Regions from separate parts of the Homo sapiens genome. Here region 2 is linked to region 1. The links are chromatin loops, found by intact Hi-C in ENCODE. Cell type or tissue: OCI-LY7. All regions are shown on one strand. Each heading gives the region's core, and the rest is flanking DNA. Links, peaks and the distances in the headings are about the cores only.

Region 1 (5,721 bases), core at 412-5,411:
GAAGACTCAAAGCACAAACTTTCTTATTCACCACCTTACTGCTCTCAGTCAGAAAGGATTTGCCAGTGGAGTAGAACAGATTATTCTTGGAGCTGGACCAGTACTTGAGGTAAATATATAGAAATCTTATTTTTGATTTTAATTTTGATTTTTATCCTTTGAGGTGGGGGGGTGTACCATTCCTGGAGGTACTGCAATACCAGGTCGATGTGTGGAGTAGATCAAGCAAGATACTGTTCCATCTCCCAGCTCCAAAAACTCATTTAGGGCTGGGCGCAATGGCTCATGCCTGTAATCCCAGCACTTTGGGAGGCCTAGGTGGGTGGATCACCTGAGGTCAGGAGTTCCAGACCAGCCTGACCAACATGGAGAAACCTGTCTCTACTAAAAATACAAAAAAAATTAGCCAGGCGTGGTGGTGCATGCCTGTAATCCTAGCTACTCGGGAGGCTGAGGCAGGAGAATTGTTTGAACCTGGGAGGCAGAGGTTGTGGTGAGCTGAGATCATGCCATTGCACTCTAGCCTGGGCAACAAGAGCGAAAATCCATCTCAAAAAAAAAAAAAATTGTCTTTGGATAGAAGACATTTCAGATATTAAACTATAAAAACATAACTGTACTTGATCTTAGCCAAAAGGCTGAGAAGCTATAGAAATACTGTTCTTGCTATTCTGGGCACACTGCCTGCAGCGTAGCCCTGCTCTACAAGGAGCAGCAATTTAAAAAAAAAGAAAGAAAAATACTGTTCCTATTCTTAAACATATCTTTAAAAAATATTTGATAGATGTGAGAAGATGAAGTAAAACTAAATAGAAGTGTAGACATTATTTTTAGTAACCAAGAGGACCTGGAAGATGGGAACGCAAAAAAGGTGGTGTGGAAGATTGAAGAGTGTGACAGTGGTAATTTTTTTTTTTTAAAGAGAATGTCTTTGGGTCATTAATGATGCAAAGAAAGAGATGACTGTAGTCATTGTATATCCCCCTATAAGGGGAGAAAGCAGAGTCAGGTCGTGTCTAACTGCATTGTGATGGTTGGTGAAAATATTTTTGCTGATATATTTGTATTTCTGCAAGCTTAACAGCTGTGCCTAGCATCGAAACTTGTAATAATGTAGAGAATATGGGAAAAATGTTTAGTTGTGGGATGTTTTACAAGTAATACCATCCAATGTCAAAAGGAAAGATAATACAGAAGGACAAGTACTCCACAGTCTCACTTATATGTGGAATTTGAAAAAGTTGAATGCATAGAAACAGAGCAAAGTGGTAGTTACTAAAGGCTGTGAGGATTGGAGAGATGTTGGTTGTAGGACACAAATTTTTTAGTTATATAGGAGGAATAAGGTCAAGGGATCTATTGTACTTCATGATGACTGTGGTAAGTAACAATACATTATATACTTGAAAATTTCTTTTTTTTTTTTTTTGAGACAATTTTGCTCTTCTTGCCAGGCTGGAGTGCAATGGTGCGGTCTCGGCTCACCGCAGCCTCTGCCTCCCAGGTTCAAGGGATTCTCCTGCCTCGGCCTCCTGAGTAGCTGGGATTACAGGCATGTGCCACCACACCCAGCTAATTTTGTATTTTTAGTAGAGTAGGGGTTTCTCCATGTTGGTCAGGCTGGTCTTGAACTCCCAACCTCAGGTGATCCACCTGCCTTGGCTTCCCAAAGTGCTGGGATTACAGGCATGAGCCATCGCCCCCAGCCTATACGTGAACATTTCCAAGAGAAGATTTTAATTAGTCTCATTACAAAAAATGATAAGTATTGTGAGGTAATGCATACATTAAGTAGGTTGATTTTGCCATTCTACACTGCAGACATATATGAAAACATCATGTTATACACCATAAATATATGCGGTTTTTGCTTGCCAATTTAAAAAAAAAAAAAAAAAAGGAAAGGGAATATAGTGTTTGTTTTAGACCTGAAAGGAAAAGGTAATATTACTTTGTTGTCTTTTTAAAAGATATTTTGTAGGTATAATTGAAATACAGTAAACTGCGTATATTTAAAGTGTATAACATGATAAACTTTGACATGTATATACCCATGAAACCACCACCACAGTCAAGAACATATCCATTATCCCCAGAGTTTCCTCATACCTCTTTGTAATCCCTCTTTCACGCTCCTCTCAGCCCACCCATATATGGGAAACCAGTTAAGTGCTTTCTGTCACTGTAGATTAGTATGCATTTTCTACCATTTTATATAAATGGAACCACATAGTATGTACCCTTTTATATTTGGCTTCTCCCACTTGGTATAATTATTTTGAGATTTATCCATGTTGTTGCATATGTCGATAATACATTCCTTTTTGTTGCTAAGGTAATAGTATTCCATGGGATATCACAATTTTTTAGATCTGTTCACTCATTGATGGATATATGGGTTGTTTTTAATTTTTGGCTATTACATTCAAGTTTATGTAGACATATGCATTTTTTTCTCTTCAGTAAATATCTAGCAATGTAATGACTAGATCAGATGATAAGTATGTGTTTAACTTTTTATTAAGTTCTTTAATTTCTCTTGGCAGTATTTTATAGTTATTAGTGTACAGGTCTTTTACATCTTTGGTAAGATTTATCTCTCAATATTTTTGAGGATGTTATTATAAATGGTGTTCTACAATTTTCAATTGTTTGTTGCTAGTATATAGATATACAGTTGATAGTTACACGTTGACCTTATCTTCTGCAACCTGGCTAGACTTAAATATTAGTGCCATTAACCTTTTTTTTTTGTTTGTTTTTTGAGACAAGGTCTCCCTCTATTGCCCAGGCTGGAGTGTAGTGGTGTCATCATAGCTCACTGCAGCCTCGATCTCCAGGCTCGAGTGATCCTCTCACGTTAGCCTCCTGAGTAGCTGGCACTATCAGCCTGTGTTGCTGTGCTCGGCTGTGTTTTTTTTTAATTTTTAGTAGAGACGAGGTCTCACTATGTTGCCTAGGCGGGCTGGTCCTGAACTCCTGAGCTCAAGTGATTCTCCTGTCTTGGCCTCCTAAAGTGCTGGGATAACAGGCATGAGTCACCACACCTGCCCACCCCTGCAACAGCTTTTTTATAGATTCCATTGGATTTTTCATATAGTCAGTCATGTCTGTGAATAAAAAGTTTTTCTTACTTTCCAGTTTGGATGTCTTTTTTTTTTTTTCTTGCTTGATTTCACTGGCTACTCCAGTATAATGTTGAGTAGAGGTGGTTGAAAGCAACATCCTTGTCTCGTTTCTGATCTTAGGGGAAAACATTTAGTCTTTAGCCATTAAGTTATAATGATAGCTGTTGGTTTTTTGTAAATTCTCTGTCACATTGAGCTTGATCCCTTCTGTTCCTAGCTTGTTTAGAGCTTTTTTTCAGGAATGGATGTCAAAATTCATTCTGTCAAGTGTTATTTCTGTGTCTTATTGAGATGATTATATTTTAAACTTTGTTAATGTGAATTACATCATGAGGGACATTGTTTTCTTTCTCATTAAAAAAATTTTTTTTGAGAGTGGATCCCACAGTGTTGCCCAGGCTGGTCTCAATCTCCTGGGCTTCAATGGTTCTCCTGCTTCAGCCTTCCAAATAGTTGAGATTATAGGCATGCACCATCATGCCTAACATTGTTTTCCTGAATGTCTTTTTTTTTTTTTTTTTGCATTCTATCTTGCACCATCATGCCTAACATTGTTTTCTTTAATGTCTTTTTTTTTTGCATTCAATCTTTTGCATTGATAGAATTATCAAGTCTCATAGGATGAATTGGGAAGTCTTTTCTCCTCGTATTTTTGGAAGAGTTGTGTAGAACTGGTTTTTTTTTTTTTTACTGTCAGTGTTGGAATTCATTAATGAAACCATCTGGACCTGGTGTTTTTTATGGGAGAATTTTAAACAAGGTTTCAATTTTAAAAGTAGATATAGAGTTATTCATGTGATTATTATTATTACTGTTTTTTTTTTTTTAGTAAGCTTTGGTAGTTTGTGTCTTTCAAGAAACTTGCTTAATCTAAGTTATCATATTTATTCTCATAAAGTTTTATATAATATTCCCTTATTGGCAACTGCTGTGGCTGCCACCGCTGCCACCGGCTCTGCAGCTGTAGGGGACCTGTGCAGGTACGCAGGTGAAAGGAGCTCTTTGCCTGCTGAAAGTTCCCACGGAAAAACTACCATCTCCCCAGCTCACCATGGTGTACGAAATTGATTTAACTACTGGAGATGCTGGGGCTTCCAGCACTCACCCTATGCAGTGCTCAACCTTGCGGAAAAGTGACTTCATGATGTTCAAAGGACAACCATGCAAAATAGTGAAGATGTTAACTTCCAAAACTGGAAAACTTGGTCATGCCAAGGTTCACCTTGTTGGAATTGCTGTTTTCATGGGAAAAAAAGAAGAAGAAGATATTTGTCCTTCTGTTCACAACGTGGATGTTCCAAATATTCAGAGACATGATTATCAACTGATATGCATTCAAGATAGTTGCCTTTCCCTGCCGACAGAAGCTGATGAAGTTCCTGAGGATCTTAAACTGCCAGAAAGTGAACTAGGCAAATAAATACAAGGAAAATACAACGCAGGTGAAGATGTACAGGTGTCTGTCATGTGTGCAATGAGTGAAGAATATGCTGTAGCCATAAAACCCTGCAAATAAATGGGAGCCTCAACCTCCCTGGCTTAAGCAATTCTCCCACCTCAGCCTCCCAAATAGGTGGGATTATAGGCATGTACCACCACACCTGGCTAATTTTTGTATTTTTTGTAGAGATGGAGTTTTACCATGTTGCCCAGGCTGGTCTTGAGCTCCCAGGCTCAAGCGATCCACCTGCTTTGGCTTCCCAAAGTGCTAGAATTACAAGCTTTTAAAGTTTTTAGTATGATCTCTGAGGTCATTGATTTTAGATCATTCTTTTCTAATATATTTATTTAGTGCTGTAAATTCTTTCCTAGGTACTGCTTGTACTGCTATCCCACAAATTCTGACATATTGTGTTTTCATTTTTATTTAGTTTAAAACATTTGATAATTTCCCTTTTGATTTCTTTTTTTGTGACTTATTCTTTATTTTTTTGTTTCCTGCTGGTAAGCCATAATTATATAATCATTGTAGAAAGAAATGTATAAAATATTGTTGTAGAAAATACCGGGTTCTTCGGGAGGCAAAGGTTGCAGTGAGCCAATATCATGCCATTGCACTCCAGTCTGGTCAACAGAGCGAGACTCCGTCTCAAAAAAACGGAAAATACTGGGTTCTTGTCACACGACCAGGAAAGATTAGGCTCGCAGACACATAGAAGGGTGAGGAGTAAAATTAATGAATGAAAAGGAAAAACAATTCAGGAAAGTGAGATGAGGTCCTCCTAACAGGCTGTTCACCTCACTAATTTGATCCCAAGTCTTCACACAGAAACAGGAGAGGCCAGGCTCCTCCCCCCTGCAAATGGCATAGACTTCACAAGTCTTCACCCTGTCTTCCTGGTATGCAGGTCAGTTGGAGATTCTCCTGGAACCTTTTGTTACTTGCCTGTCTCATTCTCCCCTCTAAAGAAGTGCATCTAAGTGCCATTAGAATAAGGATAAGGATGAGGATGAAGACCAATTTTAACTGCCTCCTGCTGACGGGGCACTGTTTTGGAAAAACAGCAGTCAGATCTTCCTAGAGGCCTATCTACGGGCTCCCAGCAAAAGTGGCCGTTGTCCGAGGCTCCTAGTTGGATGACTATTTGGAGCT
Region 2 (5,356 bases), core at 357-5,356, 100 kb before region 1:
ACTGCAATCCCGCCTGGGAGACAGAGCGAGACTCCATCTCAAAAAATAAAATAAAACAAAATAAAATAAAATAAACAGTAAAGGTAGGGGAGATTTTACACACTTAAATGCTGATGGAAAGGAGGCAATAGAGAGAAACTGATGGTGATGATGTGTGTAAATTGTTTGCAGGATATCCCTGTGCAGATGGAGGGTTAGCCTTAGCTCTGAGGTCACTCTGTAATAGAAATAAGTGAAGAAGGTGCCAAAACGGGCAGATATAGGTAGGCTTGTAGACCTGGCGTCAGGGAAGTTGAAGGAGTTCATGTCTGACAGCTTCTATTTTCTCTCTAAAGTAGGAGTGAGGGTGGAGGTGAGCATTGTCCAGGTTTGAGGAATGAAGACTGAGATAGCAGCTGTGAGGAGCTGAAGCAGGAGCTGGCTAGGGAAGCAAAGCCTACTGTAGAAAACCTTGCCTGAGCCTGCATCATGGAGAAAGGGTTTTCTTCTAAATACAAGTTGCTTGGTTTTGGTACACGGAGGACAAAGATCCCGGAAACAGCCTTTGTCTTTTAATGCAAACTGCAGGATGTAAGATTTTTTCCAGAGTAATGATAATTCTTCCCTACTGCTGACACTGAAGACGACTATCACTTCGTTTGACACTCTGAGATGTTAGTTTTTCCCTACATAAGAAAATTTAAGTGTATTCAGAACTTGATTTTTCCGCCAGGCACGGTGGTTCACGCCTCTAATCCCAGCACTTTGGGAGGCTGAGGTGGGCAGATCACTTGAGGCCTGGAGTTCAAGACCAGCCTGGCCAATGTGGAGAAATCCCATCTCTACTGAAAATACAAAAATTAGCTGGGTGTGATGGCGGGCACCTGTAGTCCCAGCTACTCAGGAGGCTGAGGCAGGAGAACTGGTTGAGCCCTGGAGGCGGATGTTGCAGAGAGCCAAGATCACACCACTGAACTCCAGCCTGGGCGACAGAGTGAGACTCCATCTCAAAGTGGAATTTCAGCCTCATATTGGAACTTAGTGACCAATTTTGCCACTATTGTGCAGGGCATCTTTGCTTAGTCCCATTTATTTGATGCAATTCCTTTAAGCCCTCTTTTTTGGAGATTCCCCACGCTGCTGCTCTTGTTCAACTTCCCGTCTTTCATATACATGTAATATTAAAGGTAATTTAACACAGGACATAAAATGTAGGGTTTTTTTTTTTTTTTTTTGAGATGATGGAGTCTCGCTCTGTTGCCCAGGCTGGAGTGCAATGGCACGATCTCAGCTCACTGCAAGCTCCGCCTCCCGGGTTCACGCCATTCTCCTGTCTCAACCTCCCGAGTAGGTGGGACTACAAGGTGCCCACCACCACACCCAGCTAACTTCTTTTTGTATTTTTCGTAGAGACAGGGTTTCACCATGTTAGCCAGGATGGTCTGGATCTCCCGACCTCGTGATCTGCTCGCCTCGGCCTCCCAAAGTGCTGGGACTACAGGCGTGAGCCACTGCGCCCGGCCAATGTAGGGCTTTTAAGGTGCCCTAAACCAGCAGAGCAGTATAAGGAGCTGATCCAGATATGACTTAATATATAAAACCAAGCCAGTTATATAGGTCCTGCTGCCTAGCAGTTAATTCAGATGACAATTTCTCACTATTAGTTTCTGTAACATACCAGCTGAATATATGAAATTTAGAAACTGAGGCTAGACTACATTTAAAATGTTCAAGTGTGAAGTTCTTGCCATTTTCTAGGACAGGGAGAAAGGAATAGGTGGAAAAAGTGTGAGACGAGATGGAGGCCACGTGACTGAGCTTCTGAGTTTATTTATAAAATGAGAATAACAGTACCTGTTGAAACATGAGAACATAAGAATTAATGAGATTATATATTTCTATAGAACCTCAAAAATGTACAAGTTACTTTATATATATGGTAATATATATAATGATGCATATATAATATGCAAGGTACTTGTGTAATATGTGTGCATAAAGTACCCTGCACATTACAGAGTGATAAAAAGGTTAGTTGTTGCTATTCACCATCCTTGAATAAGTTTCTCTTTTGTACATAACAGTAATTATCAGCCATTTTTTACACAGCTGTTTAGCTGCATAGCAATATAAAACTAAGTTTTCAAACTTGTTGTTAGTCTTAAAATGGAACTGAGTAGGACAGAAGGAAAACAAGGTTTATTTTGTAGATGAGACTACTGAATCTGACAGACCCTGGATTTGACATTCATGCTCTAACACCATAGCATGTACATTTCTGTAAATACTTTTTTTTTTTTTTTTGAGATAAGAGTCTCGCTCTGTTGCCTAGGCTGGAGTGCAGTGGCACAATCTCAGCTCACTGCAACCTCCGCCTCCCAGGTTCAAGTGATTCTCCTGCCTCAGCCTGCTGAGTAGCTGGGATTACAGGCGCCCACCTACCATGCCCGGCTAATTTTTGTATTTTTAGTAGAGACGGGGTTTCGCCATGTTGGCCAGGCTGGTCTTGAACTCCTGACCTCAGGTGATCTGCCTGCCTTGGCCTCCCAAAGTCCTGGGATTACAGGCATGAGCCATTGCGCCCGGCCTGCCCCATGTAACTGAGAAATTCTACTTGGTCATTTCAATGGAATGTGTTATTAAAACATACGGTCAATATGCATATTGTAAAATTATAGTATAGTCAAAATAATTAGGTACATATCAGAAACATAATCCACTTTATCTGATCTGGTTAGGACCAGCGCTTGTGAACTTCAACATATACCTTGCCAAATGGTTGAAATATTTGTGTTTTAAACACTATTACATAGGAAACCCACTGATACTTATATTTTCTACAACCATTTATAGCTGGGTTTATATATGGTAACTTTTCTGAATTCCATATTGAGACACGGGTTGGACAAGTGTGACTATACTTACCGGGCAATACAACAGGATATCTGAAAGCAGGTTAGTTCAGTTTGATAATTGCTTAGCCCAGTTTTGAAAAACCTGCCTTCCTTTTGAATATTTTGATTAATTTTGCAGAATAGATCCTTTTGACTCTAAGAGAGAAGGGAACGCAATACCAGCAAAAGATTTTTTCCTATTTTGTGTCATGTAACATGAATGGTATGTGGTCAAGCAGGTGTGTAACTTACCGGGTACTATAGTATCCAGTGAAATACAAGTCAATTCTTAAATTCTCCTGCAATTTATAATGCTAACATTTACAAATGACATACTCAAAATTTCATAGGAGGACACTAATCTGTGGCACAGTCCAATCAGGCTAATGCATTTGGAAAATGCATTTTTTATATATATGTAGATAGATTACATATACATGTCTATACGTGTGTATATATATTTTTCTATATATATTTAAAAGACTAGTGTAGTTTAAAAATTTACTTATAAATTTACTTATAAGATGAATCGTAGGGAGTTAGGAAAGATTGCTTTCATATGCTTTAATTCTCAGATTGAAGATACTCTGATATTTAAATAAACATACTTTGCATTGTCAGAAAGATAACTTTTCCCAGAGAGGATTTGACTTTAATAGTCTAGATTAGCTGCCTAAGTCAACAGTCACTGAAATAACATTGTTTTCTTATCTTTATCTACACTTGTGGCCTATCATCAGTGACCTTTGTCACTTCTCTTGCTGTCCCTCCCTCTGTATTTCACCTCTATGGATGACTGCCAGTTCCTAATCTTTTTCCTAGCCCCATCTTCCATTAGGACTGGTTTTTATCCAAAATGTACCGACTTGAAATGGAAACTTTTTTTGATAGCTTTCTCTTTGACTTTTAGTTTCAGCTCCTGCTCACTCAGGCCTGCTATGTAACCTGTACTTATTTACCCTTACTGTGTTTTCCCTTCTCGGCTAAAAGGAACCAAGTTACTTTCTCTGTGGTCACTGAGTGGTGAGGTTATTTTGGGCCATGAGGGCTGGGGGCAGGGTTAGGCTGGGGAGGTAGCTGAAATAAGTTTCATGGCTGAAGCTCATCTTTGGTTTTCAAGTCTCATAGGCCTTGCAATCTAATTCTCATTAGGAATAGAATTAATTTGTGTACCTAACATGTCATCTGGTTGTTTACTATTTGAAACAACTGAAACACATCAGTGCTTCTGGAGGGATAGTATTTCGTTCTACTCTTGGTTCCACATTTTACAAATTACATTCCCTGCATTTTTAATTAAGTAAAAGGGCTGAGAAAGGTCACTTTTCTTCCTTTATATTTAAAAAACAAACCAACTCTAAGTCTGTTAAGTTTCAGATACAAAAATCATCCTGAAATTACCATGACATAACTAAAAACAATTCTGCCAGAATTAAGGACAGAGAGGAAAACCTATAACTATCAGGAAGAACAAATGTTTATCTGAAACAACAGGTAACCTTGGGAAGGTATCAACTATGAATTTTAGAACCAAAGAACTTTGGATATAAGGAGGAAGTGTGTGCATGGCTAATAGACAAGGCAGAGAAAAGCAGTTATTAATCCAGAGTAGCAAGTCTACCCAATCAGTGAGCAAACTGAGAGGTCCACCAGACATTAATTTTAATGAGGTTACTCAAGATTTCCCCTTTCTTCAAGCATTCCAGGAATCAGATGGAGGAAGATAGGGTAACATCATCTTTATCAAATATTTGCAAACATTATATAGATAGCTGGAAAAGCCTGTGCATGGTGAATGGAAGAGATGTCACATAAAACCGAATAACTGAGTCTCATAATATTTAGGTCTTGAATGAAGTTAGGCCTTGATCTGCTTCCAGCCAGTTGATCTCTTAATTATGTAGGCTGTGCAACAAGTTTTTGGTTCTGTTTTATAGTTTTCTTCTCTGCATTCCTCTAGATTTAATATATTCTTGATTTGTTTTACAGATCACTGCTTTTCCTCCAGAATAAGCCAATGTGGATAAGGGAGACCAAAGGAAATTAATTATATACCAATAAGAAAAGTCTTACGTAAACCCTGTGTGTAATAAATGTTCAAATAAGTTGGTTGTAAGGTTTTGGTGTACAATTTCAAGATATTTTCACAGAACATATTGCTCCCCAGTCAGGGTTAAAGTGAAACGTTCCATGGGGATAATGCAGAGGATGATATTCTTTCAGGAAAAAGAGTATTAAGCTTTCCTCTACTAGGCATCTTCCCTCAGGCACTGAGATTGCAGCCATCCAACAAATGGGGAAGGGCAGAAAGAGGAGCCTTCAAAAGTCGCAAATATACTTCAATAGCTACTTTTTAGCAAGTGTGGTAATGAGATCTTTCCATTCTCCCCTCTTCTTTGTGATGTATGCAGGGGTGAGTAGCTGCAGCAGTGATTCTGTCTGTTGCCTAAAGAAGTTCTGACACAAGGCCTCAGTGTTACATA

What was found. Hi-C counts contacts between places; a loop is a spot of excess contacts. Peaks named below come from ENCODE experiments on the same cell type or tissue, not always from the same donor. Only the 100,000 strongest peaks of a DNase experiment are listed, where the experiment ranks them.
Region 2: a loop joins it to region 1, with 2.8 times the contacts of the local background. A loop is called at or near these places in 11 of 110 quality-filtered maps.

What each region holds. Positions count from the first base shown.
Region 1 is chr15:72,040,112-72,045,832 of GRCh38, reverse strand. It overlaps MYO9A (myosin IXA), which reads left to right. Exons shown (of 42, transcript NM_006901.4): 2 at 1-109. It also overlaps the pseudogene EIF5A2P1 and the pseudogene RNU2-65P. Among named protein-coding and RNA genes, the nearest start is that of MYO9A-AS1, 50 kb to the right of the region's middle. In OCI-LY7, for the core only: CTCF peaks have their summits at 2,572 and 2,771; no DNase peak of the experiment used is centred there.
Region 2 is chr15:72,140,126-72,145,481 of GRCh38, reverse strand. SENP8 (SUMO peptidase family member, NEDD8 specific) reads right to left here. Exons shown (of 2, transcript NM_145204.4): 2 at 1,790-5,356. The coding sequence ends at 5,220. Among named protein-coding and RNA genes, the nearest start is that of SENP8, 24 kb to the right of the region's middle. RefSeq lists an enhancer at 3,620-3,709. In OCI-LY7, for the core only: no CTCF peak of the experiment used is centred there; no DNase peak of the experiment used is centred there; H3K27ac peaks cover 840 bases.